Linked DNA regions of Homo sapiens: region 2 is linked to region 1. Evidence: chromatin loops called from intact Hi-C (ENCODE). Cell type or tissue: gastrocnemius medialis. All regions are shown on one strand. Each heading gives the region's core, and the rest is flanking DNA. Links, peaks and the distances in the headings are about the cores only. Region 1 holds the start of SLC38A4 (solute carrier family 38 member 4). Region 2 has its middle 67 kb from the start of SLC38A4.

Region 1 (16,566 bases), core at 5,748-13,747:
TACATTCAAGTTTTTAATCCATTTTTAGTTTTTTGTTGTTTATGATGTAAGATAAAGGTCCAATTTCATTCTTTTGCATGTGGATATACAGTTTTCCCAACACCATTTGTTGAAGAGGCTATGTTTTCCCTATTGTGTGTTCTTGGGACCCTTGTTGAAGATCAGTTGGCCATATATGTGTGGGCTTACTTCTGGGCTCTCTATGCCATTCTATTGATCTATCACTCTCTTTATGCCAATACCATACAGCTTTTGTTGTCTTGTTTGTTTTTTGGTACCATATTTTTTCAGTTACTATAGCTTTGTAATATATTTTGAAATCAGGAAGTATGATGGCTCCAGCTTTGTTCTTTAATAAAATCACTTTGGCTATTTTGAGTCTTTCATGGTTCCATATAAATTTTATGATTATTTTTCCTATTTCTGTAAAAAATGCCATTGGGATTTTGATGAGGACAGCATCGAATTTGTAGCTCACTGTGGATAGTATGGGCATTTTAACGATGTTAAGTCTTCCATTCCATTAACCCAAGATGTGTTCCCATTTATTTTCTGCTTTAATTTCTTTCATTTACCTTTTATAGTTTTCAGTACATAGGACTTTTACCTCTTTAATTACGTTCATTCCTTAGGAATGTTACTATAAACGTGATTGTTTTGTTAATTTCCTGACAGAATAGTTCATTGTCAACATATAGAAATCTAACTGATTTTGTATGTTGATTTTGTATCCTGCAACTTTACTGAATTTGCTTACTAGATTCAAGAGTTTATTGTGGGGTCTTTAGGATTCTTCTACATGTAAGATCATGAAATGTATGCATATGAAATGTGCATGTATGCACCACACCCCTTAATTCGCTTTTTTGACATCTTTGGGAGGGTGTTATTTTGACACACACGTACACATAGGGTTCCAATCACTTAACAAAGGGTAATTATTTAAGATACAGTCACAGGAATAGAATAAAGCTAGAATCTCTTACCAAAAATAAAATCTGTGCCAAACATACATATTTTTATGAGACCTAAGATGGGAAGACTCCTTCTATTTGTTTCTGTCTCAGTGGGTGGGTAACTGGAGATTCTGTCTTCCTAGTTGATAGGCATAAAGGGACCCTACCCCTTCTTATGACAGCAATTAGGGTTGAGAGACAACTTACTCAAAGACCAAAGCTAATAAGGTCCTGGCATGATAGCTGAGCCAAAACTCACAACCCACTGTCTAACTTCTGAGCCCAGCTCCTAAGACAGTCCATCACCACTGGGCACCTACTTTATGTTGAACATGATTCAAAAGATAGGATCCCTGTCTCCAAGACACGTGGAAATGAACTGGAGAGCTGAGGCAAATAGAGTAGGTTTTGTATAGGAAGAATGGTGTGACTTCAGAGACAGAAGAGTGGATTCCAGGCAGGGGACATGGGATCAGAAGTTTGACCTTGGAAACAACAAACAAGAGTCTACTTCAGCTAAAATAGAATGTTTGTATAGAGTTTGGCTGAGGTTGATCTTGACTACCAGATTAAGAAGTTTAAACTTTAAGGAATTTTGGTATAAAGAATAATGGAAAGCATTATATTTGGTTTAATTCTTCAATGTGGGTACCATGATAATATTATGAAATAGTTTTAAAGTAATTATGCAACATACACAGTTTAACATATAGTTTAAAAGTAATTATACAATGCACATAAGGCATTTCTATTTTACTTTTCTTTCAAAAACTGCATTACTTCCCTTCAAAGAAAAAGCTTTAAAAAATCAGAAAACAACCCTCCCATCACCCTGTAAAAAACAATGCCTGCAATGTTGAGCATCATAGTCAATATATTTACATTTCTTATCACACCTTCCTAATGACTGTCATCATTAGTCAAATAAGTAAACAGTATAAGAGCGGTATGCAAAATTCAGTGGGTCTTTTGTTTGGTCTCGTGACTTACAGAGAAGTGTTCATTCCCTCAAGTTTATAGGATTAAATTATCTGCCCTGCCCACACACACAGGAGATATGACCCAGAAGAACAGCCTGCAAAGCAATGTGAGATATCTAATGTTTACTTAAAATAAAATACATTATAAAGACAGCACAAATGATTCTATTCCATTTCAAAAGACTCAGAAAAGCAGATCTACCTATAAAAAGAGTTATAAATTATTTTAGCTGTGATGTTTCTTCATGTTGAGACTTTGGAACCACCATTGCCAGCTACACTCCATCCTTTCCCAAGATTTAGGACAAGGAATATTTTTCTGGTAACAGAAATCATTAAAACAGAGACTCAGGGCAATGCATTCAGTTAAACTCAAGTCTAGTCAGGGCTCCAGACTGACTGTTTCGTTCTGTGAATTGACAATATGTCTCTGAAATTCCAGAATGTGAAATTCCGAAACCTCAACGGGATATTTACAAATGCTTTCAGATAGTAGTGGATATTTTGTTCTCTTCTCTCTTTGGAGGTGGGAGGAATTCTTCAATGGGTACGGGCTGAAGGGAGGGATTTAGCCTAAGCCTTCCAGGTACTATTCAGAAGTGATGCATTTCCCTTGGCTAGTTACAGCCTCCAGTTTCAAGGTTTCTCATGCTTGTGAGCATGCAGATAAAGAATAACATTTCATTTTAAAACCTGATTTGAAGGGACCTCTGGGAGACCTCCTCCCAGCAGCAGATGAGGTGGAGGTGAAAGTAGTGTAACACTGACAGTCTCTGAACCTGAACATCTGCCCTTGATAGTTGCCCTTGGGCTAAAGATGCTGTTTTGGGCTCTGGGTGACCCCTGTCAAACCCAATAGCTACTCACTGTCATTTCCAGCCATGCCACTGTCCCTCAGTTGGCAGTATGTGTCTGAGCATAGATAGGCAGGGAACTTCCGATTGCAGAGGCATTGTTTTGATTCATTTCAAGAACTCTGAAATGTCTTAACTAAGGTAAAGTAACAGATTACTGTACCAATGTAAAAATTTTAAAAGGTACTAGATTTTATACCTTATTGTCTAAGTACATACTTTTTTTCTGTCCTGTTCCTTTTCTCCTTTCCAATCCTCCAGTGTTTTAAATGAAGATGGAGTGTATACATCCTTTTGCCCTAACACAAACAAATGTCATTTTGAAAATAAAAATATTCACATTTCGTCCTCACACTTTTCACCTCTTCAAGTGCCCTCAAGTACCTCCTTAATCCCACTGAAGTTCCAAGTTTCACTGATTTAAAAAGCAAAGGAAAATGTGCAGCACTAGATAGAGTCAAACAACTGGAATGCTACTTAGCATGAAAAACGACCAAACTATCCATCTACTCAATAACTTGCATGGATCTCAAGAGCATCAAGTTGAGTGTAAAAAGAAAAAAACTCAGTCTCAAAAAGATCACATGCAGTATGATTCCATTTATATAATAGTTTCAGAACGATGAAAATATAGAGATGGAAAACAAGTGGTTGCCGGGGTAGCGAGGAGCAGGTGGAGATAATGATAAAGAGGTGGAACAAGGGAGATCTTATGCAAGATACAGGTGGAAGTTCTGCATCTTGACAGGCCTATAGTGGGTCAGATTGCACAAATCTACACATGTGGCAAAATGGCATAGAAACTATACACACATTATTCCAATGTCAGCTTCCTGGGTTTAATATTATACTAAAGTGTGTCAGATGTAACCACTGGAGGAAACCAGGTGAAAGGTTTAGGTGGCCTCTCTGTGCAACTGGATGCAAATATATAATTACTTTAATATACAAAGTTTAAATGTCAGCTTCCTGGGTTTAATATTGTACTAAAGTGTGTCAGGTGTAACCACTGGAGGAAACCAGGTGAAAGGTTTAGGTGGCCTCTCTGTGCAACTGGATGCGAACCTATAATTACTTTAATATACGAAGTTTAAATGTCAGCTTCCTGGGTTTAATATTGTACTAAAGTGTGTCAGATGTAACCCCTGGAGGAAACCAGGTGAAAGGTTTAGGTGGCCTCTCTGTGCAACTGGATGCAAATTTATAATTACTTTAATATACAAAGTTTATATATATATATATATTCCTTACAGATGCCTCTGTACAGAAAGAATAATGAAATATAGCATAGTGGCACATGCCAAAAATGTGTCAGATACCTTCTTTAAAGCATACTGTTACTAAAGAATTACTAAAGTATTGCTTCAAAAGATAAGAAGGAATAAAACAGTAATGACTGCATTCTCAGGACTGCAATAAAATAGCTCTGTTTTCCAGTGTTCTCAACCTTTGGATTGCTTTTCAGGCATTCACAAAGCAAAGTGGGAAACACGAACCCTTTTAGTTAGATCCCTTTAACAATAGAGGTCAGTTTGGTCATACGGTTTTAAAGAATACTCTGCATCCTTGAAACACATTCCTCCCATTTGGAAAAATTCCAGAAACAAGACTATAGCCTGAATAGCACTATCTAGCATGCACGAAACGCTTCTTAAAAGCAAGGACTGCCACAGCCTCTCTTCTTAATGAATCCCTCCCACCCACCTCGTTTTTCAGTGCTTTGCAGTATGTCTTTTTCTCTTTCCCCTTCCACGTTCGTCTCACCCACTCTCCTGGACCCTCTAACCAAGTTGCCACGCAAAAGCAGCAAGCAAACCTGTGTGAGTGGGGTGTCCCGAGGCGGCAGCCTCCCGCGATCCTCCGTGCACGCCACCACCCGGCTCATGCTCCAGGCGCTGCGCACACCCCAGTGGCCGCCCAGGACGTGCGGTCACTGGAGAGCCCCCAGCCACGCCCCTAGATGCTGCTGGGCGGCCTGCAGGAGTACCAACATTGCAGACAGAACAGCGACCTATCCCGCCGTAAGCCAAAGTTGCCTGTTGGTAAATTGCGTCTTTTTTCTTTTTCTTCAACATCTTTATAGTACCGCGAGTGTACCCAGTGTTATTAAATTATGCCAAAACAAAGAGCAAAGTCCCTGCCCTTAGGAGTATGCAGTGTAAAATGAATAAATGACGCAAGGCAAAATGACAGGACAAACACAGGGTGGGTAGAAAGAGTTACGAGTGAAAGGGAAGGTAGAAACAATAAGACTTTCACTGGACCAAAACATGGAAAGGCTGTTAGGGCCCCAAATCTTCATAGCAGATTATAGAAATGAAGAATTGCGATAATATCTATAGTAGCAATCCTATTTTATTGAGTGTTTACGTGCCATGCAGTATCATCATCACAATAATTCTATACCATAGCTGTTGTTTTAAAAAGTGCCAGATATGATTCTAAATGTTTTACAAATATTCACTAATTTGATCCTCCTAAAATCCCTGTGAGGTTGGAACTATTATTTTCCCCATTTCAGAGATGAGTGAAGCAATAAAGTGGACTGACTTGCTCAAGGTAACTCAGGCAAAAAGTGGGAGAGCCAAAATTGGAACCCAGGAAGTTGGATGGTAGAGTCAAGATCTGAGCCCAGGAAGCCCAACTTTATGATGGCATTAGGATTCATATCCACATTACCTTGCCTACCAAGCTTATACTCTTAATCATGTGCAATCATGCAAATTAAGTAAACAATTTAAAAGTATTTGTATTGACTATAAACAATGCACAAAATCATTTTGCAAAGGCCTTTAGTAGGTCCATGAAAAAAATGTTTATTTGAAGAATATTTTCTGTCAAAAAACAGAAAGAAACATGTTTTCTTTCTTCCTTCATTCATTCAACAAACATGTACCAGTGTCTGTTTATACCAGGCACTGTGTTAGGCATCAGGGTGACAGTAGTGAACAAAAGAGACAAAATTGAGGGGAAACAAGGGAACTGAGATAATAGTCATTTTAATCATGAATACACATTAGATTTATTGGGAACAATAGGCAGAAATAGCCAACAAGAAATAATCATATACAGGGAATGACATTCTCTGGGCTGGACTGTCTGGCATGAGTATTATTTAGTTCTTTTTTCCATCTCCTCTCCTTTTTCCTTTGTTTTAGTTATGATAGAGGAAATCACGCTATCGAAAAACATTTCGTATGGACATTTGCTAACATTTCAAATAATGCTTTGGGTGGTAGAAGTAATTGAATTCCCTTCCTAATAACATTATGACCAAGAGTATTTTACAAGCATGGATATGGTAAAGAGGTATGCAGACCTCTGAGCTTGGAATAAAAACCTGGAATAATAGATCCTTACAAAACAAAAGTTGTCAAAGTCTGTTATGAAAACCCAGGATCTTGACTGGCATAAACATCTACTAAAAAGATAAAAGGATAGCATTTGTTACTGTCATTCAATTCCCTACATCACCTTTTAAAAATACATTTGTACTTCCTGACTCTGCTATAATATACTAAAATGAAAAATATAGCCATTAAAAACTAAAATCAGAAGAGAAATCCCCTCCACCTCTCCCCTCATAAAAGCATAGAAGAACATTTGTTTGGATTTTGTTGTATGTTTGTGTAAATTTTATCTATGCTAAAATAGAATATGCCCTTGAGAACCAGAAAAATAATTTGGTTTTCCCTCAAATGGAAAGATAAGACTTTGTTGTCTTATCTTTCCATTTGAGCACTGGTTTTAAATCCTAACATTAAAAGCAATCAAAAAAGCTGTATGCTTTCTATTATGGGGCCATAATAAAATAATAAAATGTATTGCTAATTCCTATGTTCAGTTACTTTGTTCTGTTAGCACAGGTAACTTTCAAAATTCAGGGGAGGGGCAGAGCTAAGGGACACTTGCAGAGAGAATGTGCAAGGATCTCCCTGACCACACCTCCCTCCCCAGCCTCCTCCCAAGCATTCTCTACTGACTAAGAGTACTGAACTCTTAAATTCCTGAACTGACTCCCTCCTTATCCTTTCTCAGTCTGGTCTCTCCACTGAGAGTCCTTTCCTCACATCCTCCAATTCTTTGCCTGGCTAACTTTTATTTCTACTTCAAAACCTTGCTCAGGTACCACCTGGTCTTGAAATGTTCTCTGACCCCTTTCCTAAGCCAGGTTCTCTGGTAGAGTATTCAAATCTGATTTTTCCTTTTTTTTATTTTTATTTTTGTTTGTTTTGTTGGTTGGTTGTTTGTTTGAGATGGAGTCTCGCTCCGTCGCCCAGGCTGGAGTGCAGTGGCATGATCTTGGCTCACTGCAACCTCTGCCTCCTGGGTTCAAGCAATTCTCCTGCCTTAGCCTCTCGAGTATCTGGGACTACAGGCGCACGTCACCACATCCAGCTAATTTTTGTAATTTTTAGTAGAGATGGTGTTTCACCATATTGGTCAGGCTGGTCTGGAACTCCTGACCTCAGGTGATCCACTCTCCTCAGCCTCCCAAAGAGCTGGGATTACAGGCATGAGCCACGGTGCCCAGCCTTTTCCCTGGTTTTTAATCATGCTGTATTGCAAATGTTTCCTTATCTATTCTTTCCTCCAGTAGACTCATTCATTGTTCCACAAATATTTCTTGAGCACCTGGTATTTGCCCAGCACTGTGCTAGGTGCTAGGAAGATAGGAATAAAAGAAACTCCCTAATATAGTTCTTTGAAGATAGTAACACTTGATAATTATTTATGGAATGAATGAGTGAAATTAGGTCATTATATACACAGTGGAAGAAAGAACTAAGAGACATGAAAGTGATTCTGTTTTTCCATTTCTCCTATCTCTCACACCATACTGTGTTATGTAACACATTTCTAACACCCTTGTTTCCTTAAGTTTTTGTTCTCCTCCCTCTGGTTGTCTTTATTTTACTGCTGTCTTTATTGCAACAAGCAGGAGCTTTTGCATAGGATGAATTTTATTCTAATATCAGCATTGTTACTTACTAGCTTTGTGACTCTTGGCTCTTTCCTTAACCTCTTCAATTTCCTGTCTGTAAAACAGAGATAACAAATACCTATAGAATAGAGTATCATGTGAAGATTAAATGAGATTCACATTAAAGGGCTTAGTATAAAGACTGGCTCTTAAAGCACCTTTCCTTTCACTTGTCCCTCCCCTACTTCTACCTCTTATCCTTCCTGCAGAACATCATCAGGGCAGTAGTGGCTTGCAAGATGATTTCAATTGATAGGTGGAAGCACATTTTTTAAAACTGTGTAATCATTTTGATATATTATTGTTTTGATGTATATAAAATATATAACAGCCTTTGATTTTTATAGAAATATTTGCTTTGGATATGTAAAAAGTAAAAAAAAAAAAAAGGAGGGTTAAGGTTCTAAAAATAGGATAAGGCAAAAAGAAAAAAACAACGTCCACAAGCTGTTATGTGTACATCACGAAGTCCACAAGCTGTTAAGTGTACTGTGATTGTCCTCACCACGTTTGTGCTGATAAACTGACATGGAACACAGGTACACTATTCCTTTCTCAAATGTCACTTATATAGAAAAAAGTCCAGTCCTAAGACTGCAAAGATTCAGAGAGTCCAGCTGCGTGATCATGTCTTTAGCTTGCTTGGAATAGGATTAGTCTGTAATAGAATAAGAAGTCAGCCCCAGGTCCTTAGAAGTCACCTGTCCAGCTCTGCCCTTGATAAAGAACAAAGAATTGTTCATTTACGTTTATGAACAATTAATGCCCAAGTAGAACTTCCAAAATATTTTGTGTTCTTCACACTGTGTATCTCCATTTTCTGATCTATAAAATGGGTATAATAATAGAATCTATCTCATAAGTTTGTTATGAAGGTCAAATGTTAACATAAAGGAAGTACTTAGAAACATATAATGTAAAAGTTCCTACATATGTGTGAGCCGGAATTACCATTAATCTAGTTCAGACCAGCCTCCAGCTTGCCTCCTGTCCCAGCAGCCTCCAAAAAAAGTTATTTATCTCTTTACACCACCAATCTTCCAGCCTTTTGTTGCTTTGTGATAAAATCAGCCTGATAAAAAGTTTCCTTTCTCTGGACACTGGTATTCAGAAATATGGAAAGATCAGATATTCTTTTCAATGTCTCTATTTTTACAGACTTCTACCCAAAACTTAGATTTTCTATAGATTTATTTGTTAGAATTTAAGAAATTCTCTCTCTCTCTCTCACACACACACACACACACACACACACACACACTCTTCTTGTGTTGCACAGGAAAGAGTTCACCAATTTCAGCGACTTTTTAGGAGACTTGCTTGTAGTGGGAACAACAACAAAATACAACATAGGCTGATTTCTCCCACCCCCTGCTAGGCCCTGGAAATTGAGATCTATGTGTAGGATGCTCTCTTTACAACATAACACATTTTAGCCCTAATGATTATGTCACAGCTACCCAGAAGCAAAAAAGGATGGCTGTAGGATAGCTAGAAATCGGGAACAGGCCATCCACTGTTGAAGCTCTGGCCTCTTTCCGCTTCCTTTAAGGTGAGAAACTGCCTGCCCACCCGCCCCCGTCCGCACAACTAAGTGGATAACCAAGCAGTGGGTCCTTTAGCCTTGGAGGATGGGGCTCTGGGCTAGGGAGAGTCTGCGGGAAGTGCCTGCCAGGATGGGCTTATTGCTCTAGAGCCACTCCTACTACCTTCACACTGTGCATTTAAGACCTCGGCATTTAATATCTCCCTGAGACAGGTAGAGATGCAGCTTTTACTCTGAGAAATAGACAAGCGCCAACCTGTCCCGGCCCTAGCCGGGAGATTCACAAGTGCTCAAGTTCACAAGTTTCACAAGTGCCCGCATCACTGCCTCCTGCACTCCTCTGCAAATGCCCTGGCACACCCGCGACCACGTATCCCTGAGTTTCCTAACTTAGTTCACCCCTTTTCCTCCAAGTCAGCAGCCCGGTGAGCATTCCAGGGTCAGTCCTGGTGCTCAAAGTAAGGGCAATCTTCCATCTCTGCCTGCTGGATCACAAAGAGGAGCTGGGAGATTCGCCGTTTTCCCCCACAACCGGCACCTGCCCTGGCCCAGAGCGCAGCGTCCACCTGTACCACCGCTAGATGAAGAGTACCTCACCGCGCGCTGCCTGGGCGCACAGCTGGTGTGCCGCGCTCGCCACCTCTCCTGGACTCAAGGGTGCTCCCGGCTTACGCTTCTCGGGGCTTCCCGGGTCCGGGTTCCCTCTCCCCCGTCTCACTTTCTTCCTTCATTCGCTCTTCTCTCAATTTTTCCTCCATCAGCTCTAACCTGTAATCAATTCCCGCCTTCTGCCCCTCCTCCCTAGGCTTCTCTTAGCTCGGTTGCCGCGACCCCACTATCCGTCCCCGTTCGCATTTCTGCACCGCCCTGCCCTTCACTCCAGCGCGCAGCAGGCCGGGCAATCCGACCGCGCGGTAAGCCGCCCTCGGAACCGCTGGCGCAGTTTTCAGACTCGCCCACCGCCCAGAGACCAGGGGCCCACATCCAGCTCTGCTCTCGCCTTCTCCCTTGAAAGAGACTCCTTGGGGGCTCCCCAGGTCAGAGTACCCCGCCCGGGGAATCATGCTGGTCTCTGGGGCGACCCAGCTATCAGAGACGACAGTTCTATTTTAAGCCTTCCACCCAGTGTCCCCGACCTGAGGACGCGGGCGCGGGTCCAGGGACTCGGGTAACACCTTGCCAGCAGGATCCCGGGCGGTCGCGGAGCCAGCTCCCGCGGGGGAAGTCGGGCCTCTCAGCCAGGCAGGCGGCGCGGCCACGGAACGCAGTCCCAATACAACCAACTCGAAATCCAACAGCCCAGGGAATCCCAGTGCGGGAGGCGGAGGTGCCCCATACCCCAGCCCTCCTGGAATAGGCTACCTTGGCACAACCGCTTCTCCTTGAAAAGAAGTCACACATGAGCCCGCCCAATCAGTCTCTTCCCTCCATGTGCCCTAGTTTACGTTATTTCTAGTCAACCGAATCATTAGCCTGCAATAACCCACCCAAAGCGTGAATGTTTGGAAAATAATAAGAATTAGGAACTATGAGCATGTCATGAAGAGCCCCAGACATAAGCCCCAGATGATTGAGAGACCGGGCTACACACGTGTGGATGTCCCCCGTGCATACACACAAGCACCCATCCGATAGGCTGGGATCCAGCTGCAAGTTTGGACACTGACAAGTCTCAAGTCTAACAGGAAATACAAAAAAAAATTCACTCACCCGCCTCTTTTACTACCCTTTCCAGACTGGGATTCAGGGAAAGTATCAGAAAGGGATGGATGGAGAGACCCTTCTTTCTTTTCTTTTCGCCTTTCTAAAGAGTGGAAATTTCCATCATGTGATAGGGGCAACATCCCCAGTGTCGCGTTTCCTGCGGACCCTCCCTTCCAGGCCAGCCACCAATCGTCAGGCGGCAACCTGAGAAGTAGACCAAAGCATCCTCCCAGGTGGGGCTGAGATGTCCAGCTGTCCTTCAGGAGTGAAGCCTGGAAGCCCGGTCCCTGCTCCCTCTTTCCTGGGTCCGGGATAACCGAGAAGATCCTGGTGTGGGTTTATTTTTCGACGGTTAGATTTCTTCCATGAGTCAAGGTTGCATTTATTGGATCTGTCCTATAAGCTGAAGTACATGTGGATCTTTATTTTAAAGTCTGTAAAAGAGTGTTCAGGGTAGATGACTCACTAAATTTCCTCCTGGTATGGAGGTGACAAACGTGAACTTTACATAAAGAAAAAGAAACATTTGAGGAAGGAGTACAAATGAAAAACCTGTCATTCACAGTAAACGTCACTTTATGCATGAAAGAAATGGGATAACTTGCTAGTACTTAAGAGTGGGTCTTTGGTGATAATTTTTTTTTCTAGAATTCCAGTTTAAGCACAATCCTCAGTACATATGAAGAAGGAATTAGGCTATAATAATAAATAGCATTCGAACGTTAATTCTATTTGTTAAAGTTACAACCTACCATTGTAAGGAAAATTATTTACGTTGAAACTATTCTCTAGTATTAAACAAAATTCTTGTTTCGAAGAAGGCCTGTGTAACAAATATGTTCACAATCCCCCATTTATTTAGTAGTGAGTTGTCATTCTTTAGGGAAAGAAAACTATCCTATGGAGACGTTGAACCCACAGTGTAACTAACTCTCCAGGCAACACAATTTACCTTTTGTATTCTCACACATCCAGTTTAACTTTATTCAGAATGGCAAGTTTCACTGCCTGTCCATACTGTCCACCTAGAACCTTCTCGTTTTATAGCTCCCAATAACTAAAACCAGCAACAGCTTAGTGCTTTAAAAAAATAAGATAACAGCAGAAACTCACCTGGATAATGCATAATAATCAGAAACACTAAGAACACAGGATTAATGCACACACACATACACATCAAACTGTACTAGGACAATCTGACAATACAGATTCAATAGAAGGATGATGTAACACACTTTCACTGGAGCTACAATTTTAGAAACTAAAAAAAATTATATAAAAATGTTTGTTTTGTAAAAACTGATTTTCTTCTGAGCCCCCAAGCAAATACGGTAAACCTCTCTATCATAGCAAGAAGTTTACATTTTGTGGAATTAGACTGTATCAGAATAGTTTTGAATTCCCTATAAGCTTGTTGAAACTAGATTCTCTACACATTATCACACTTCTCCATTGATTCTTACTTTATAAATATAAACATCTTTTATAAAGCTACTAAAATGTCAAAATTGGTAGGATTTGGAGAGAATTAGTGAGATCAAGGTAGATACACATTTCTCTTTTCCTAACCTGCGATTTAGTAAAAGCAAAACTCAGGTTTATAAAACAAAAAGCCATTCCAGAGAAGGAAGACTCAAATGAAGGTAAGATCATTTGAGTCTTCTCAAGATAAGTAATTCCACGACACAAACTGGTTTACTGTGCAACTGCTCAACGTTTTTTGTTTTTTTGTTTTTTTGTTTTTTTTTTTTTGAGACGGAGTCTCACTCGTCGCCCAGGCTGGAGTGCAGTAGCCCAATCTCGGCTCACTGCAAGCTCCGCCTCCTGGGTTCACGTCATTCTCCTGCCTCAGCCTCCCGAGTAGCTGGGACTACAGGCGCCCGCCGCCACGCCCGGCTAATTTTTTGTATTTTTAGTAGAGACGGGGTTTCACCGTGTTAGCCAGGATGGTCTCGTGATCCGCCTGCCTTGGCCTCCCAAAGCGCTGGGATTACAGGCGTGAGCCACCACGCCTGACCGCAACTGCTCAACTTTTAAAGGGACTGCTTATTTAATCAGTTCTTGACATCATATCTTAGCTAGTACAGAAGAGATCAAAAGCAGTGGTTCATGGTCTAATGTAATAGAGAACTATGAGTTATGCATTTATATGTGCTAGTAATATTAATCAGGTTGTGGGTTGAGGTTAAATGAGTCTTGTATTCATCTATAAAACAATAAAATTATGGCTATTATACATCAGTAGAGTCTGAGAAGATCTAACGCAATGCCTAGGTAGGATAAGACAACTGACAACTCTTTATTTTCTGTGTTACAATAAAAAGTTTGAACCATTAATGGCCACATTGAATCTGCTCACCAATCCTCAAGGGTTTCTTTTAAACTAGTGTTTGAAAGGATGGGAAGCAATTCTAACTAATGACATGAGTATTCCTGAAGGCCACATTGTGAAACACATTTTGGTTTCTCCTCAGATCATTCACTGGCTGTAGAGTACATAGCTTGATTTAGAATCCCAGAGTCACCACCTACTAGCTATGGAAACTTGGACAAGTCTCTTTAGCTCTTAGTGGCTCAGTTTGTCATCTGAAAAATACAGAATGTTTCCTGATACATTGCTTTCCTGGCTTAAGTCAAGTTCAGACAGTACTACAAACACACTTAGTGATGGAGAAAAACAGAAGTTTACAGAACAGTTAGAATTTACTCATCATTTTGATAAAGCTGAATTGATTGGAACACTCTAAAATTATTTTAACACTCTGGTTTTAGGAGTGGTCATTGGTTTTGTTGTGGTTGCTTTTGTTTTAAGAAAAATCTATATTTAAAAATTTATGAAATATATTTTTCAGAACTGAAGCTAATGCTTGTAGACAGAGTTCTATGCTGCAACAAGTTTAAAATAACACTGTTACAATTATCGTGATTCCTCAAAGGTTTTATTTTTTAAATAGATGTACATATTATCTGAAGCACATGTGATAATTTAATACATTCATATAATTTGTAAAGATCAAATCAGTGTAATTGGGCTATTACCTTAAATATTTATCTTTTCTTTATACTAGAAACATTAAAATTATTCTCTTCTAGCTATTTTGAAATATACAATCAATTATTATTGTTAACTATAGTCATCCTACTAATCTATTACATGCTAGGGCTTATTCTTTCTATCTAACTGCACTTTTGTACCCACCAATCTTCTCTTTATTTTTATGAGATCCACTTTTTTAGCTCCCATATGTCACTGAGAAAATGCAATATTTGTCTCTCTGTGTATGGCTTATTTTAGTTAGTGTAATGACCTCCAGTTTTATCCACGTTACTGCAAATGACAGGATTTCATTCTTTTTTCAGCTGAATAATATTCCCTTGTATATATATATCACATTTTCTTTATCCATTCTTCCATTGATGGACACCTAGATTGATTCCATATTTTGGCAATTTTGAGTATTACCACAAAAAACATGGAAGTTTAGATATACCTTCAATATATTGATTTCCTTCCTTTTGGATATATACCCAGAAGTGGAGCTGTTGGATTATATAGTAGTTCTATTGTTAGTTTTTTGAGAACCTCCATACAGTTATCCATAATGGCTATACTAGTTTATATTTCCACCAACAGTGCATGAGGGTTCCTCTTTCTCCACTTCCTTGCCAGCATCTGTTACTTCCTATCTTTTTGATAAAAGCCATTTTAACTAGGGTGAGATGACATAGTTTTTTTAAAAAAAAATTAAATGTAATTATGTATGTTTTTCTAACTTATATTTTAAGTTCAGGGGTACATGTGCAGGATGTGCAGGTTTGTTACATTGGTAAACGTGTGTCATGGGGGTTTCTTGTATAAATTACTTCATCACCCAGGTATTAAGCCTAGTACCCATTAGTTATTTTTCCTGATTCTCTCCCTCATTCCACCCTTCACCCTCTGATAGGCCCCTGTGTGTTGTTCTCCTCTATATGACCATGTGTTTTCACCATTTAGCTCCCACTTATAAGTTAGAACTTGCAGTATTTGGTTTTCTGTTCCTGCATTGGTTTGCTAAGGCTAATGGCTGCCAGCTCCATCCATGTCACTGCAAAGGACATGATCTCATTCTTTTTTATGGCTGCATGGTGCTTATTGTCATTTTGATTTGTATTTCTCTGATGGTTGGTGATATTGAGCATTTTTTCATATGCCTGTTGGCCATTTGTATGTCTTCTTTTGAAAATTTTCTATTCACACCCTTTGCTAATTTTTTTAATTTTAGGTTTTTTTTTCTTTTTGCTATTGAGTTATTTGAGCTTCTTGTATATTCTGGTTATTAATTCCTTGTCAGAAGGATAGTTTGCAAATATTCTCCCATTCTGTGAGTTTTATCTTCCCTTTGTTGATTTGTTGTTGTTGTTTGCCATGCAGAAGCTTTTTAGCATGATATAATCCCACTTGTCTGTTTTGGCTTTTGTTGCCTGTGCTTTTTAGGTCTTGCACAAAAACTCTTTGTCCAGAACCATGTCTTGGAGAATTTCCCCCAATGTTTTCTTCTAGTAGTTTCATAGTTTCAGGCCTTAGATTTAAGTCTTTAATCCATTTTGATTTGATTTTTGTGTATGATGAGAGATTGGGGTCTAGTTTCCTTCTTCTGCATATATATGTCCAGTTTTCCCAGCACCATTTCTTGAAGACTGTCCCTTCCCCAGTGTATGCTCTTGGTGCCTTTGTCGAGAACATGTTGGCTGTAAATGTGTAGATTTATTTCTGGGTTCTCTATTATGTTCCATTGGTCTATATGTCTATTTTTATGCCAGTACTATGCAGATTTGGTTACTATAGCTTTGTAGTATATTTTGAAATCAGGTATTGTGATACCTCTGGCTTTGTACTTTTCAATCAGGATTGCTTTGGCTTTTTGGGGTGTTTTGTTCTTTGAGGTTTTTAATTAGTCAAAAACTCGATGACACTCTTAAGTTGGGATAGAGCATGCAGTATTTCTCTATGATCATGATTTGTGAAGGAATATCTCACAGGTTTAATGATCCAGAGAACCATTAATAGACTAATATAAACATATGCCTTAGGAAGGACATAGAACATAATTATTATTTAAACACCATATAATAGTGCTACGAAGTTCATTTGTTTATGGATTATCATCGTGAAGTCTGATTGCAGTGATTTTAGTAGGCTTTTATATAATTAATGTTTTATTTGACAGTAGAGTTTTAACATGAGTTATTTTTCAATGAATAGTTATCATAATTAGTAAAGTGGCTTTAGGTTTCAAAGTATCTTCACATGTGTTATGCTACTTTATACCAAAACAATCCTGTCATGTAGGTATTTTTATTTTCCCCTTTCAATGGGAGAGGAAATTGGGTTCAGAGAGGTTAAGTGACTTTTCCAAAGACATGGGGCCAATAAATGACAAAACTAAAGTATGAACTAGGTTTTCTGGCTCTAAATTCAACATCCCTCCTTCCACAGCTCACTTCCCTTTTCTTCTGAGCATTTTCTTTACTAATACTCATTATTGCTTTTCTGTCTACA
Region 2 (16,566 bases), core at 3,915-11,914, 61 kb after region 1:
TAATTATTATCTCACAGTTCCATACCAGTCCAATAGGCTTGGCTGGCTTTCTGCTCTGGATCTCACAAAGTTAAAAGTGTCAAGACAGGATTGTGTTTCTTTCTGGAGGTTTGGGGGATGAATCTATTTCCAAGCTCATTCAAGTTGTTGGCAGAATTCAGCTCCACCTGAATATAAGATTGAAGTCCCCAATTCCTTGTTGACTGTTTGCTGGGGGTTGTTCTCAACTTCTAAAGATCATCTGTACTCCTCAGCTCATTGGCCCTCTTTTCTCTCAAATCTCTCTGACCTTCCCTTTGCCTCATCTCTCCCCAGCCTTTCTCTTGTTCCGCCTCTCTTTTTCTCTTTCCGGACAGAGAAGTTTCTCCATCTTCAAGGGCCCAAGTGATTAGATTGGACCCATCCAGATAATTCAGGATAGTTCCCTATTTTAAAGTCAGCTAATTGATAACTTTAATTCCAGGAGGACCTACATTCTTGTTTGACTCAATAACCAAGGGACAGAAATCTTGTGGGGAGAGAATTCTGCCTACCACAGCACTCCTCTAATCTATTTTCACCACAGCAACTGCAATGGTCTTTAAAGAATATTGATGCCTGTTTCTGTCAATTGTCTGCTCAAAACTGTCCACGGACTTCCCATCTCATTCAGATTAAGAGACAAAACCGTCAGGAAGGTCTATAAAGTCTTACATAGGATGTCGTGTGCTCTCTCTCTCTCTCTCTCTCACACACACACAATACCTGTCTGATTTTATTTCCCCTCACTCCTTACTCATCTCCAGCCACACTCGTCTCTGCTTCTCCTCAAACTTGCAAGCCATTCAATGCATCAGGTCTTTGCACTTACAAATATCCTCATGGTTCTTCTCTTTACCTCCCTCTATGCCTCTGCTCAGAAGTTGCTTTATCGGTGAGGTAAAGCCCCTTGCTCCCTGTAGTTCCTCACCCCATACATCTTTTTTTCTCTGCAAACTCTTAAAAACCATCTGAATATTCTACTTGTTTAGGTGGTGCTTGTTTGAGTAAAACCAGACCACAAAAATGTTTTAAGTCCCAGTATTAATTAGTTAAATATTATCTTCATAAGCAAGATAAAACCATTGAGCCTATAATCTATTTCTAGGTGGGTTTACGAGAAAATAATCCTATGGGAAGTAAACTTCTGCTCCTAATGCAATAGTCCTGGGGCAGATACACCACTAATGAGGAGGTCCTACTCTGATGAATGCATATGCGGTGAGACCTGAGCCCTGGACAGGTTGGGGTTGCCGTTGGATCTAGCTTGCTGCTTCAGATGATGCTTTGAGGCTGCCTTATTCCCTGTTCACCTCTCTCTGGACAAAAGGGCAGGAGTGAAGATTTAGCATCAGTCAAGCCTTGTTGCAAGAAGATGCTCTAATCCTACAGTTGTCCCAGCCACAGCCATGTCAAGGGAGACTGTGGATTCTGAGAATATACTACCTTAGAGTTAAAAAGGAGGTTAGGTAGGGGAGATGGTAGCTGCTTGGTCTTCTTTCTAAGTTTTCTTTATTGTTCACTGTTCCCTTTCAGTAGGCCCTTCTTCCTTTTGTAAGGGCCTGGTACAGAGAGCTCAAGTTGATCTGACAGTGTGAGTGGATTGCAATGGTCATGTTTAATACCTCTCAGCTAATGAAGAAGATATACAGATCAACTTGTGCAAAAATTAAAGGAAATAACTAGTGACATTTGTGAAGATATTTTTCTGCTTACAATATTATAGAAGCTGTATAAATGATTCTACTAATTTTTTAGAGTCTATTCCATAAACCAGAAACTATCCAGTAAGCTAGAGATAAGCAGGACTCATAAAGAGCGTACCTTTTTAAACAGGAATGATTAGTTTCACAGAAAGAAAAATAAAAATGTATTTGTTCAATTCATACATTCAACAGACATTTAAAATGATCAACATTTGACTTTTCTGAATGGTCCAAAAGAGAATGTTGAATTGAATAACCCCTTCTGTGTGTTCCCCAGGCTTTGTGGATTTCTACAATGCTGTGAGCAATTGCACATCCCAGTCAAAGCCAAGGAGACAAAACCACTGTGTGGTGAGGGCTAATGATTTGCCATAGGACTTTAGATGTGGTTTTCTGGTCTATCTGGGCTCGATTCCCTCATCTCTAAGAGAGGGTAAACATTTCTCACCAAGGGTTTTGAGAAACAATTGATGAGCTAATTGTACAAAACTTTGCTAAAATACGATGCCACACAAGGGCTCAATAATAAAGGCCACTTTATAGTTACAGAATGTTTTGAAGGTTGATCAGAGAGGGTGTGGATGATGTCAGTTTGGGAGCTAATATTTTCTTTAGATTTTGTTTTCTTTTCTTGTGGTGCTGTGAGGAGGGCTGCACATCTCCAGAGTTAGTCACTTAGGTCTGGGCTTCCTGTGTGTTGGGCATTTTGACAGCAATGGAATGATGGAAATGAATAGTTATTGACTTCAAGGAGCTTAGAGAATGGGGGAGGCAGAAAAATGGGCACTTGCAATTGCCTGCAGCAAATGCTTCCAGAGTGTAGATGTCAGTGCTATGGAATACACAGGAGAACCATAGCAAAGCAGCTAAATCTGAAAGAATCTGTACAGGGAGAAATGGATAGAAGAAAATGGTCCCAGGATTGAAGAGAGATGTTCCCATCTGGCTGAAGTGCAGAGGGCACAAGGAGGAGCAGCAGCTGTAGTGGAAGGCTCATCCATGTTATGGATTTCTACCTAAGCTTTTCCTAAGGGCAGGGGGAAACCATTGAAAAGTTTGAGATAGGAAAGCAACATAATTAGATTTGTGTTTTAAAAGACCACTCTATAAAGGTGTTCTAAAAGCTCATGGTGTTATTTACATTATATTTACACTGAAAAGTCACTATGAATAATTTTGTTAATAAAAGAAAAAACTTGACAAATAGGATTTTGCTCTGTGAAAGTTCATGTGCAGGGGATGAAAAGACAAGCTATGGAGTGTGAGAAAATATTTGCAAACCTCATACCCAACAAAGGATCAGTATGTGGAATATATAATAAACTCTCAAAACTTAACAGTAAAAACAACAAAAAAAATTCAATTAGAAAATGGACAAAAGATGTGAACAGCTATTTCACAGAGGAGGATTATAGATGGCAAATATGCACATGAAAAGATGTTCAATATCTTTATCCGTCAAGGAAACATAAATTAAGCCCACAAGGAGATATCACTACATACCTATCAGAATGGCTAAAAGAGTAACAACACCAAATGCTGGTAAGGACATGGAGAAACTGGATCATCCATACTTTACTGTGGAATGTAAATGGTAGAGCTACTCTGAAAAACAGCTTGGTAGTTTCTTATAAAGCTAAATATGCAACTACATAACACTTAGTAATTGCATTCTTGGATATTTACCCCCAGAGAAATGAAAACATACATTCACACACCAAAAAAAAAAAAAACTGTACAGGAATGTTCACAGCAACATTATTTATAAGCCAAAAATCAAAATAAATCTAGATGCCCTTCAACAGGAATGGTTGAACAAACTGTGGTACATACCACAGAATACTTCTCCACAATAAAAAGGAGCAAACTATTGATGTACACAGCTTGGATCCATCTCTAGGGAATAATGCTGACTGAAAAAGCCAGTCCCAAAAGGTTGCATACTGTATGATTCCATTTATGTGACATTTTTGAAATGACAAAGTTCTTGAAATGAAAAACAGATTAGTTGTTGCCAGGAGTTAGGGATGAAGAAGGTGGGGGCTGTGCAGGAGGGAGGTAGGTATACTTGTAAGTGGACAAACCGAAGGATTCTTGCAGTATTGAAAGTTGACTGGTGGTGGGTATGTGAAACCACAGGTGATAAGCCTGTATAGCACTTAATACACTCACACATATATTCACAAGTATACACACTCACACATACACACATGCAAATGACTATAAGTAGAGCTGGAAAAATCTGATGAAAATAGATGTGCCATGTCAATGTTAATAACATTATTAGACTATAGCTTTGCAAAATCTTCCCATTGGGGGAACTGGGGAAAGTGTACAGGCAATCTTCTTGTGTTACTTTTTATACTGCATGTGAATCTACAATTATCACACTAAAAATTTCAATAAAAAAAGGTCACTCTGACTGTCATGTAGAGACGAGATCGAAGTCAGTGGTTTTCACATGTTAGTGCTTGGAGGGCTTGTTAACCACAGATCGCTGGGCTTTACCTCCAGAATTGCTTATTCAGCTGGTCTGGGTAGGACCTGAGAATTTGCCTTTCTTGCAAGTTACCAGGTGATGCAGATACTTCTGGCTGGGGAACCATTCTTTGATATCCACTAAATTAGAGTCATTGTAGCTTTCCCTTGACCTCCATTTATTTCAAAGGGGAAAACAGAGCATCTACTTGTTCCTTGGTGTTTCTTTCACAAAGTCTTTAAAGACTGCCCATGCCTTTGTCTTTTTTTTATTATTATTATACTTTAAGTTTTAGGGTACATGTGCACAATGTGCAGGTTTGTTACATATGTATGCATGTGCCATGTTGGTGTGCTGCACCCATTAACTCGTCATTTACATTAGGTATATCTCCTAATGCTAACCCTCCCGCCTCCCCCTACCCCACAACAGGCCCCGGTGTGTGATGTTCCCCTTCCTGTGTCCATGTGTTCTCATTGTTCAATTCCGACCTATGAGTGAGAACATGCAGTGTTTGGTTTTTTGTCCTTGCAATAGTTTGCTGAGAATGATGGTTTCCAGCTTCATCCATGTCTCTACAAAGGACATGAACTCATCATTTTTTATGGCTGCATAGTATTCCATGGTGTATATATGCCACATTTTCTTAATCCAGTCTATCATTGTTGGACATTTGGGTTGGTTCCAAGTCTTTGCTATTGTGAATAGTGCCACCATAAACATATGTGTGCATATGTCTTTATAGCAGCATGATTTATAATCCTTTGGGTATATGCCCAGTAATAGGATGGCTGGGTCAAATGGTATTTCTAGTTCTAGATCCCTGAGGAATCGCCACACTGACTTCCACAATGGTTGAACTAGTTTACGTCCCACCAACAGTGTAAAAGTGTTCCTATTTCTCCACATCCTCTCCAGCACCTGTTGTTTCCTGACTTTTTAATGATCGCCATTCTAACTGGTGTGAGATGATATCTCATTGTGGTTTTGATTTGCATTTCTCTGATGGCCAGTGATGATGAGCATTTTTTCATGTGTTTTTTGGCTGCATAAATGTCTTCTTTTGAGAAGTGTCTGTTCATGTCCTTTGCCCAATTTTTGACGGGGTTGTTTGTTTTTTTCTTGTAAATTTGTTTGAGTTCATTGTAGATTCTGGATATTAGCCCTTTGTCAGATGAGTAGGTTGCAAAAATTTTCTCCCATTCTGTAGGTTGCCTGTGCATTCTGATGGTGGTTTCTTTTGCTGTGCAGAAGCTCTTTAGTTTAATTCGATCCCATTTGTCAATTTTGCCTTTTGTTGCCATTGCTTTTGGTATTTTAGACGTGAAGTGCTTGCCCATGCCTATGTCCTGAATGGTATTGCCTAGGTTTTCTTCTAGGGTTTCTATGGTTTTAGGTAATTTATAGATTCAATGCCATCCCCATCAAGCTACCAAGGACTTTCTTTACAGAATTGGAAAAAACTACTTTAAAGTTCATATGGAACCAAAAAAGAGCCTGCATTGCCAAGTCAATCCTAAGCCAAAAGAACAAAGCTGGAGGCATCACGCTACCTGACTTCAAACTATACTACAAGGCTACAGTAACCAAAACAGCATGGTACTGGTACCAAAACAGAGATATAGAACAATGGAACAGAACAGAGCCCTCAGAAATAATGCCACATATCTACAACTATCTGATCTTTGACAAACCTGACAAAAACAAGCAATGGGGAAAGGATTCCCTATTTAATACATGGTGCTGGGAAAACTGGCTAGCCATATGTAGAAAGCTGAAACTGGATCCCTTCCTTACACTTTACACAAAAATTAATTCAAGATGGATTAAAGACTTATGTGTTAGGCCTTTGTCTTTTAGGACAGCCTTGAAGTATCTGGTTAGAGCAGTAGTTCTCAAAGTGTGGCCCTCAGGCAGGTGGCATCAGCAACACTAGAGAACTTGCTAGAAATATACATTTTGGGGGTCCACCTTAGACTTGGTGAATAAGGAGCTGTCAGGGTGAGGCCCCAGCAAACTGTGTTTTAAGAAGCACACCAGATGATTCTGATGTATGCTAAAGTTTAAGGACCATTATATTAGAGGAAGACAGGAAGACATTAGGAAGCCAGTTAGGAATTTTATTTTATTTACAGTATTAACAAGTAGGTGGGTCCACCAAGAGACACCTAATTTTGAAACAGGATGTAGCAAAGGAAAAACTGAGGTGAGGTCTCCACAGGGTAGTGGTTATTGACTTCTAGTCTCTAACCTGCAGATGCAGATGGCAACACTAACTTACCTCCTTCACAGCAGGTGCTATTCTAATTAACCAATAAAGATATTTTAAAGCACATAGGAAGAAGAAAGCCCAAGATTAACACTAAGTGGCAATTAGTGGTATTAGGCAATGCCTATTATCTGCTCATAAACATATCAACACATTGATCTTAGAAGGAAATAAAACCAGACAGTGTTTGTGAACTGCCAGGCTTTCAGGGGCATCTTATTTATACGAGTCACAGAATCAATTGACCCTTGAACAATTATACTTCACATTGGTTAATTCTACCATCCTAGAATTTAATCTTTCAGCTGCCTATTGAAGCCCTACTCTGGTTTTTTCATCATGTCACTGTGAGGTTTCTGGAAGTTGAGAGCAGTATCTAATTTCTTGGCCCCCTTTTATTCCTAGCTATGATTTTAGGCCCTGCTGTCAACATTCAGAGAAGAAGTAAGTCACTGAGGACCACAGCTCAGGGTGCTGAGTGTGTGTGTTTAATACCAGTTCCACGCACATGAGTCATCCCAGCTCTATTTGTGGAAAGGGGCAGAAGATTGCCAGATGATCTTCAGCACTTGCCTTGGCTCCATAGTTATCTAAGAGGATGTTAAATTGGAATAATTCTACTCATTTATTGCTCTGCTTGCAAATTAACCAGGAAAATGTCAAAAATTATATTTTTTTTTAAAAAAAACAGTGTTAGGGGAACATTGGCACCTCTTGAAAACTCTCCTGACAGTGCACGGTGGCTCACACCTGTAATCCCAGCACTTTGGGAGGCCGAGGCGGGCAGATCACTTGAGGTCAACAGTTCAAGACCAGCCTGACCAACATGGTGAAACCCCATCTCTACTAAAATACAAAAATTAGCTGGGTGTGGTGGTGCGCACCATGTAATCCCAGCTACTCGGGAGGCTGAGGCAGGAGAATTGCTTGAACTTGGGAAGTGGAGGTTGCAATGAGCTGAGATCGCACCACTGCACACCAGCCTGGGCAACAGAGTGAGACTCTGTCTCCAGAAAATAAAAAAAAAAGAAAAGAAAAAGAAAAGTCTCCTACGGTTTTCTGAAATTCTCACCAACTTCTGACTTCATGAAGAGATAGTGTGGTATAGAGGAAACAATCTGGTTGTTGAACTCAAACAGATTTAGTGTAAGGTATATGGATGTGCTTTGGTCAAGGAATATGCTGAAGCAGATATCCAGGCGTGCATGACTAAGTGAGTTTGGTGCACAGTTTCATACTTGACTCTGAGCCACTATTGTCTGCAAAAGGTATAATTGCCCTGCTAATGCTGTACAGGGGCGCTTGGGGCTCAGCTCAGCTCAACATGGCTTGGAATTGCAGGCGCACTGGCACCCAGAGAAAGAGAGAGCCAAAGCTGTCCGTCTGCAAGAGAGAGCAAGGACACAGTTCAGCTTGCTCACGCCCAGAGAAAGAGTTAAGCTGCTGACTCTGAAGGCAAGAGAGAGCTGCTGACCCTGAAGGCAAGAGAGAGCCGGCCACACAGTGGTGTGTGGGAGCCACCGGCTCAGGCAGCCAAGACAGGGAGGACAGTGTAAGCAGCTAGTGTAAGTAAGCTGTTAATGAGAGCTGTTGCTAAATAAAATCATCTTTCACCTGCCTACGGCCCCCCGAGTGTTCTTTCTGTCCATCCGCCCACTCCCCTCAGACTTCAGCATGGGCTGGACCTGGACCCCAGGATGTGACATTTAGGTTTGAATATCAGAGCTGCCATATAATAGCTGTTTGGTAAAGTGCTTAAAATTCTGTAAGCCTCCGTTTTTCCATCTGTAACATGGACTAAAATGCTTGCCCTATGTGGTTGATTTGAGAAATAAAGTGTACATATACAGTTTCTAGCATGTGTTTGGCACACAAAAACTCAGTTCCCTTCTCCTCAGATTGAAGATAATGGCTTGGTTTTGGTATAGGTTTTTTATCCCCCATAAATTTAATAGTGTATGACAAAAATTAAGTGATTATATGACAGGTCCAGTTTGCTTTCTCTTGTTTTCTTTTCTCCACTGCTTCAGTCAGCATAAAGTTAGTCGTTCTGAGGTTCAGTCAGTTCTAGTCCATTTGCCAATGATCCCGAGGCTCCTTTTATGGTCTGAAAAGCGATATTCATATCTGGAAAGCATCCAGATCATAATGATACTCTAGCTCATGTTTGTCAGACATAGCTACAAAAACAGACTATAAAATATTAAAAGTAACAGAATTATTTTTCTATACCCTCAAAAGAACTTAACAAAAACCAACGGAATTCTTAGACTTGTATGACCAAAACCATATTACGATATATGATTATAATAAAAAGATGAAATAGGATACAAGTTGCTAAAGTTCAACTCTACGAATAATAGTAAACTAATTCTCTGTGAAGTGCATTAGCCCTTTGGTAAATATGAAAATGAGTTTTTCTTTAAAATAAATATGTATATATTTTTCAGAGATAAAAATGAGCAGGCATAGGTTTTAGGTGAAAATCAGTTTTGTTCGACAGCATAATAATTTGGAAAAATTAAATGCAAATGCCTTGGGCAGAGCATGCATTCTCCAGCTAGTCACCATTTCTACCTCCCTTCTTTTATGCCCACTGGCCCACCTGCTTCACACATCACAGGACATGCCAAGCTTCTAGAGACATTTAAGTTTTGTAGATCCCAGTTCCAAGCATTTAGATCAAATTACTGGGCTCCTATTCAGGCAGCTGGGTTCCAACAGCAGGAACCTGAGCTGCATATCCTACCTAATCTTTGGGCAGAGTTTTACCTGTTTGGCACAAAGATAGTGGCAGTTTCCTGTAGTTATTAATCTTTGAGTAACTTAATCTTATCGCTGTTGCTCCTCCAGAATGTCCAACAATCTTTTAAAGAATCTCTGCTTTAAATTTGATCTGTATCAATGTTTGGAATACGAAGAGTGGTTTATGTTTTCCTGCTTGGACCCTGACTGATAACAGAGCCAGACTGAAGGGGTGGGAGTATAGTTGAACACAACTGCAAAGGAAAAAATTAGCTGGGCGTGGTGGTGCACACTTGTAGGGCCAGCTACTCGGGAGGCTGAGGCAGGAGAATTGCTTGAACTTGGGAAGTGGAGGCTGCAGTGAGCCGAGATCGCACCACTGCACACCAGCCTGGGCAGCAGAGCGAGACTCCGTCTCCAGAAAAAAAAAAAAAAAAATAGAAAAAGAAAAGAAAACTCTCCTAATGTTTTCTGAAATTCACCAACTTCTGACTTCATGAAGTATACATACTGAGCTTGCCTTAAGCTCGGTATGTATACTTACCAATATTCATAAACAGAAAAAGGAAATCAAGGGTTACCAGTCATTTGAGAAAAACCAACACCACGAAGGAGAAAGACCAAGATGTAAAGGAAAAACCATGCAGAAAAGGTAACACCTTAGTGAGCAAACAAGAATTTACACTTAAAAACTTAATATCAGAATAAAGAAGATTTTGCAATTGAAAATATAAGCTACTATGAAAATAAAACAATCAAAAAATGGAAAAGAGTTTGTTGCAATTAAAAATACAATTGCCCAAATTTTTAAAAAATTAATAAATGGACTGAATAATGACTTGGACAAATAGACAAAACCATGGTATAAAAGTAAATCCAATGAACTCTTTAGAATATGTAGAGCAAAGAGTCAATAAGGAAATAAGAGTAGTTTAATTTGTGTCAGGCTATTCTAATGGCTTTAGTTATAGTAACTAATTTAATTCTGACAACAACTTTTTTGAGCTAAGGATAATTATTATATACATAGAGGGGTTAAGTAACATGCTCAAAGTCACACAGCTAACAGGTAACAAAGCTGAAATTCAAATCCACAGAATGTGACCCCCCAGAGACCATGCTCTTAATTAGTATTCTACATTGCCTATTTTAAAAGTAGGAGATAAGTTAAGAGACATGGAGGATATATTCAGGAAGTTCAATAGCCACCTAACTGGAGTTGTAAAAAAAAAAAAAAAAAAAGCAAACGGGATGAACAGAAGAAAGAAAATATTCAAGAAACAAGAATAGAAAATGCATTGAGCTGAAAAAAGACTTGACAGACACCACTAAGTGCCAAAAAATAACTTTTTTTCAAAATAACCTATCTAGACACATAACTGTGAAATTTTGGAACTCCAAAACAAAGAAAACCTTCAACCTCCAGAGAGAAAAACAATAATATACAGAGTATTGTAAATCAGGTGGACATCAGATGCTTCATTTGCAACAGAATAATGATTTGTCAATTCTGAAGTTTTGGATTTAGAATTCTCTACCCAAACAAGTGTTAATCAAATGGGCAGGCAAAATAAAGACATTTGGACATGCAAGAATTTAGGAAGTCTAGCATTCATTGCTATTTGAATAGATAAAGTAACAAAATGTAGGATGATTCCAAGAAACAGGAAGATTTAAGACATAATAAACATCAGCAGTTGAGTGTGACTCAGATGTGAAAGACAAAATTAAATAGTGAATTTATTGGGTTTGGGCTTATAAAAGGTTCTCTTTAGAAAAATATAAATGACAATAATATATTTCTCTGTAGCTGCAAGCTTAATATTTGTTTCTACTGGTGAAATATTTACATAATCATAGTATTGTAAGAAATGTACTGTAAATGACTTTTTAAATTATTATTATTTGAGATTTCAAAAAATCATGTTCATATAATTTAGAAAATACCTAATGGATGATAACAAAGAAAATTAATGAGTGCCACTAGTTATAAAGAGATTAAAGCCAAAACAAAACCAAACAAAACAGATTGTAATTATCAAGCTCTGCTTGATCAAACAATTTTTCCACCCTTTGGGGGGACGACTGTTTTGCTTCTACATTTTTTCATAATAATGGGAAGATGTTCTTTTCTTGATCCTGTCTCAACTATTCTTGAAAAGGCAAGCAGCAACACCTTCCAGCAATCCTGAAGAGATTACTCGGCAGCAATTCAAGACATAGGCAATGAATTGGAGCCAACTTAACGACTTAGGTATGCTGAATCTAAAAGTTATCTGAAACTTTCCCAGCAAAGCAAGCATTTTGAGAAGTTAAATAACCTACACCTCCTATTTTACATTTTCCAATTATGGAATTTACTCATAGATTAAATCAAGGTCTAGTAAATATGGATAGTAAAGCCATATAAAATTGTAACCATATAATATTATAATGTTCTCTGTTTGCCTATTTTTCTCCTCATTCCTCAACTTTAAGTAATTTGTTTTATTTACAGTTATCATGGTGTCTTGGTGACATGTATTTTCCATACAAGAAAAAAGGTTTTTTTAGGTATAATTTTTATTACAGACTACTGACAGGGGAGAGTAAAAATGAAACGTACCTTTTAACAGAGATTCAGTTACTTACAAGTAGAGGAAGAGTCACTCCTATTATGCAACTATCCCATATTATCAAATATATACTAGAAGACTCATCATTAAGTCCTTTGCCACAGCAAAGAAAGTAAGGAGGGCATAGGCTTTGAACTGATCTGAGTTTGTTAGGCAAGTCACATAAACTCTCTGAGCCAAGCTTGTCCAACCCGCGGCCCACAGGCTGCATGTGGCCCAGGATGGCTTTGAATGCAGCCCAACAAGAAAAATATTAAACTCAAAGCAAATGTCTCTATATGACATAAATTTAAATATCTTTTTAGAATTTTTACAATAACATGAAACCAAAGCACACTCAAAAGAAAATACTGATTTCATTACATATATGTTAATAAGTCTAAAAAGATAAATTTTCAAACTAATCAGTAATGAATGCTCATTAATCCTTCTATTCATTTCCAAAACATCTATTGAGAGCTTCCTGTGTATTTCACAACTGTGCTAAGCTCTGAGAAATCGGTGGTGAAACAGAAACTTGGTGCCTGCCCTCAGGGAGGTTAAACTTGCCAATAAGATCCAACAGGATGGCATTTCACATGGAATGTAGACTTTAATTTAGAAAAATTATCCTCTTCTGCTTTCTCTCTTTAACTGTAAATTTATATTTGTGACTTAATCTCCTACTGAAATAAGCTAAATCTGGTTTGAAATAATGTTCTGTTGAAAGTTGTGCAGTCGGAACTGAAGAGAAACTTCCTGTTAAACGCGGCATACTTATCACATGGGTATCTTCTCTTGCTCCTGAATACAATTAAAATAAATAACCAAAATGAGGGAAATAGATATGAGTAATCAGCAGACAAGAGCTTTCAGTAAATTTTCAATTGATAAAATGAAAAAGAGGTACAGTAATTGACTTGGCAGAGTGGAGGAAGCTAAAACTGAAGTACCCGCTGAAAGTAGATAGTTCACTGATAAGGAATGAGCCAGTTTGCTCCACTGACACTCACAAGAACTGAGTTTCACAGGAAGTGGAGGCAGCAAAGTGTGGATACAGCAAAAGGTTGAAATCTGGGAAATAAGTTGAAAGTCTGCATGTAAAATGGCTGCATCTAAAGTGGCTGAGCACTCCCAGATCTTTTTCCCCAACCCACATGGACAGGTAACAACCTTCTTCTACACACCTACCAATCATTTCTCCCTAAATGATCACAGATTAACTTTTTGAAGAAATTGAGCTAGAGATGTCCCAGACCTGGAAGCAATAGGAGCAATGGGGTAAGTAAGGTACAGGGTTGAAGACAGAGTGATGTGTCTTTGAATATTACCTTTTGATATGATTTGGCTCTACGTCCCCACCCAAATATCATCTCAAATTGTAATCCCCACATGTCAGGGGAGGGACCTTCTAGGAGGTGATTGAATCATGAAGGCAGACTTCCCTCTTGCTTTTCTCATGATAGTAAGTGAGTCCTCACAAGATCTCATTGTTTGAAAGTGTATAGCACTTTCCCCTTTCTCTCTCTCCCTCTCCTGCCATCTTGTGAAGAAGATGCTTGCTTCCCCTTTGCCTTCCACCATGATTGTTAGTTTCCTGAGGCCTCCCAGTCATGTTTCCTGTTAAGCCTTTGGAACTGTGAGTCAATTAAACCTCTTTTCTTCATAAATTACCCAGTTTTAGGTATCTTTATGGTAGTGTGAGAACAGACTAGTACAGTTTTTCAGGGGACTCAAGGAAAAGGCCAGCTTGCTGCCTATAACTCTAAACTAAAGCCTCTTCATTGATTAGCCCTCTCATGAACACAACACTTCTAATTGGTCTTTCAGTATTTCATTCCAAATGGTGCTGGGACAATTGGATATCCACATGCAAAAGAATTAAGAATTAAGTTATATCCTGTTCTTAAAACCAGACACAAAAATAACTCAACATAGATCATAGACCTAAATGTAGAACTATAAAACTCACTGAAAAAAGCATAGGAGTAAATCTTTGTGACTGTGGGTTAGGAAAAGACTTCTTAGGTATGACACCTAAACCACAAGCCACAAAACAAGAAAAAAGATAAATTGGACTTCATCAAAATTACAACCTTTTATACTTCAAAGGATAATGTCAATAAATTGAAAAAGACAACTCACGGAATGAGAGAAAATACTTGCAAGTCATAGACCTGATAAGGGACTTGCATCTGGAATATATTTTAAAAACTTTTATGACACAATAATAAAATGACAAGTAACCCAATTAAAAATGGATGAAAGACCTGTATGAAAAGACATCTCTCAAAAGAAGATAGATATAAGGCCAATAAGCACATGAAAAGATGCTTAACATCATTAGCCATTAGAAAAGTGCAGTCAGAACTACAATGGGATACCACTTCATACCCACTAGAATGGCTATAATTTTTTTAAAAAGGGTGGATAATAACAACTATTGGCAAAGATGTGGACAAAACGAAACATTCAGATATTGCTGGTTGGAATGTAAAATAGTGCAACAGTTTGAAAAACTTTTTGGCAATTCTTTAAAAAGTTCCATACAGAACTATTATGTGATTCAACAATTCTACTCCTAACATACACCCACGAGAAATAAAAGCATGTCCACATAAAAATTTATACATGAATATTCATAGCAGCCTTATTTATAATAGTCAAAAAGTAGAAACAACCCAAATGTTCATAAACTAATAAATGAATAAACAAAATGTGATATGTCCATAAAATGGAGCATTATTTAGTAATAAAAGGAAATGAAGTATTCATACATGCAGCTGCATGGATAAACCTTGAAAAATATTCTAAGGTTTATTGTGTTGGTTGCACAACTCTTTGAATATGCTACAAATCATTTAAGTGTACTCTTTAAATTGGTGGATTTTATGGTATGCGAAGTGTATCTCAATCAAGCTGTTAGAAAAATGTAAATGGACAGCCACTGATCACAGAAAAATGTAAATGGACAGCCACAGATCACAAAACATCTTAGAAAGCCTCCAACATGAAAAACTGAAATAAACACAAATAATAAAAGTGAATTTGGGGGAAAAAGGCGCACTGCAGGAAATAGAAGAAAAGGTCACCTAAAACATTGTGTTAGTATTCTTAGAGAGATAAGAATCTGTAAAACAAAACCATGATGTTATCAGGAAATAAAAGAACAAGAAAGAGGCCAAAAAGACAAAGAGCTATAAACCAACGGAGATAAGATAACAAAATTACTGGATCAACTCAGGAATTTCAGCAGTAAGATTTCTAGAAAGAAAAAGTAGAGAAAGTGAATTGAAGAAAGATAAAACAGAAATAGCCAGAAAAACTCCTATGACAAGAGGACATGACCTTCTAGATTGAAAATCTTCATGAAACACTGAATAACAAACTTTTAAAGATTTATTTTAAGACATCTTGAAATTTAAGAATACCCAAAATAAAATTCTTAGAGATTTTTTAAACCCTAAGTATACATAATCAGCATGACATCAGACTTTCCAATGTAGCACCGTAAGATATAAGACAATAAATTAATGTTTACATAATTCTGAGAAGAAAAAAAAGTTAGGATAAAATTTCTATACTCAGCCCAAGTATCAATCAAATATGAGAGTGAAAAATTCATATTTGATTGATAGGTTGGCTGAGTGTAGAAATTTTCAGACATACTAAAACTCAGAATAATAACCACCCATGCACCCTTTCTTAGGAAACTACTGGAGAATATGCTTTAAAAAAATGAGGAAATAAATCAAGAAAGAAGTTTTGTGATCCAGGACACTGGAGGCACAACACAGGAAAACAGCAAATGGAAGGATCATGATGGTAGCTCTACTCACAACTAGAAATTAACTCATGTCATTTGGAGCAGAAGAAAAGAAAACTCAAGGCTAGAGATTCATTGGGGATGTGAGGGAATGAAATCAATACATATCTAATGTGATAATTTAATAGGTATTTGACAAATCTCAGGAGGCAGTTGGATAGACACATGAGAAACTACCAAAAAATTGAAGGAAACTGAAGAGGTATACTAGAAAGAAAACATTTCAAACTTCAATGCTTGACTCGACAGTAGTCCATGTTGCATGCCTATAGCAATATGCACATGGACCAATAATTTAATTTTAGAAATTATGATATAGCTGAATTGGGAGAATGGGGCAAGGGGAAGTGGTTAAGAAATGTAAGATTTGTAAGACAGTTAAATAATTTCAATAATAAACATTGGCTAAAGTTGAAAAAAAATCAAGATAGAGGAATTATATTTTTAAAGCATGATGATGATAAAACCCAGAAGAAACAAAGAAACTGAAATGGGGAGATGTGGATTAACCAACTGCTGTTTTTTAATACAAGTGTTTCAATACTACCTGGATTTTTTTTAAAATCATGGCATGCAATAATTTGGATAAACTGTTTTTTTAATCCATTAAGGGATCATAGCACTGAAAAAACACTGTGTGATCGCACATGTCCACCCTCATCTTTGAAACCCGGCACACAAGTGCAGCCCAGGACAGGAACATTTTTAATAGATGGGAATTGGATTAAGAGGACATCAGGAAGGGCTAAGCTGGGGGAAGGGGGACAGCCTGGTGAGGTGCATAATTAAATGATACTCAGGGGCTGGCTGGATGGGAACCAAAATTCTCTCCCTTCAAGGAAGTAACCAGGCTATGAACCGACCCAGGAGAGACTGGAGAAGGTGTATGAGTGTCTTTATTTTTCTGCTGTGTTTCTGCATAATTTAGA

Evidence for each region. Peaks named below come from ENCODE experiments on the same cell type or tissue, not always from the same donor. Only the 100,000 strongest peaks of a DNase experiment are listed, where the experiment ranks them.
Region 2: it touches region 1 in a loop (2.5-fold over the local background); 2 of 110 quality-filtered maps call a loop at or near these places.

What each region holds. Positions count from the first base shown.
Region 1 is chr12:46,821,297-46,837,862 of GRCh38, forward strand. SLC38A4 (solute carrier family 38 member 4) reads right to left here and starts at 4,701. Exons shown (of 17, transcript NM_018018.5): 1 at 4,607-4,701. RefSeq lists enhancers at 4,161-4,719, 4,720-5,277, 10,236-11,044. In gastrocnemius medialis, for the core only: no CTCF peak of the experiment used is centred there; DNase peaks (open chromatin) are centred at 9,645, 9,955, 10,475 and 10,914; H3K4me3 peaks cover 2,186 bases; H3K27ac peaks cover 2,711 bases.
Region 2 is chr12:46,884,537-46,901,102 of GRCh38, forward strand. No RefSeq gene overlaps it. Among named protein-coding and RNA genes, the nearest start is that of SLC38A4, 67 kb to the left of the region's middle. In gastrocnemius medialis, for the core only: no CTCF peak of the experiment used is centred there; a DNase peak (open chromatin) is centred at 7,907; H3K4me3 peaks cover 835 bases; H3K27ac peaks cover 5,199 bases.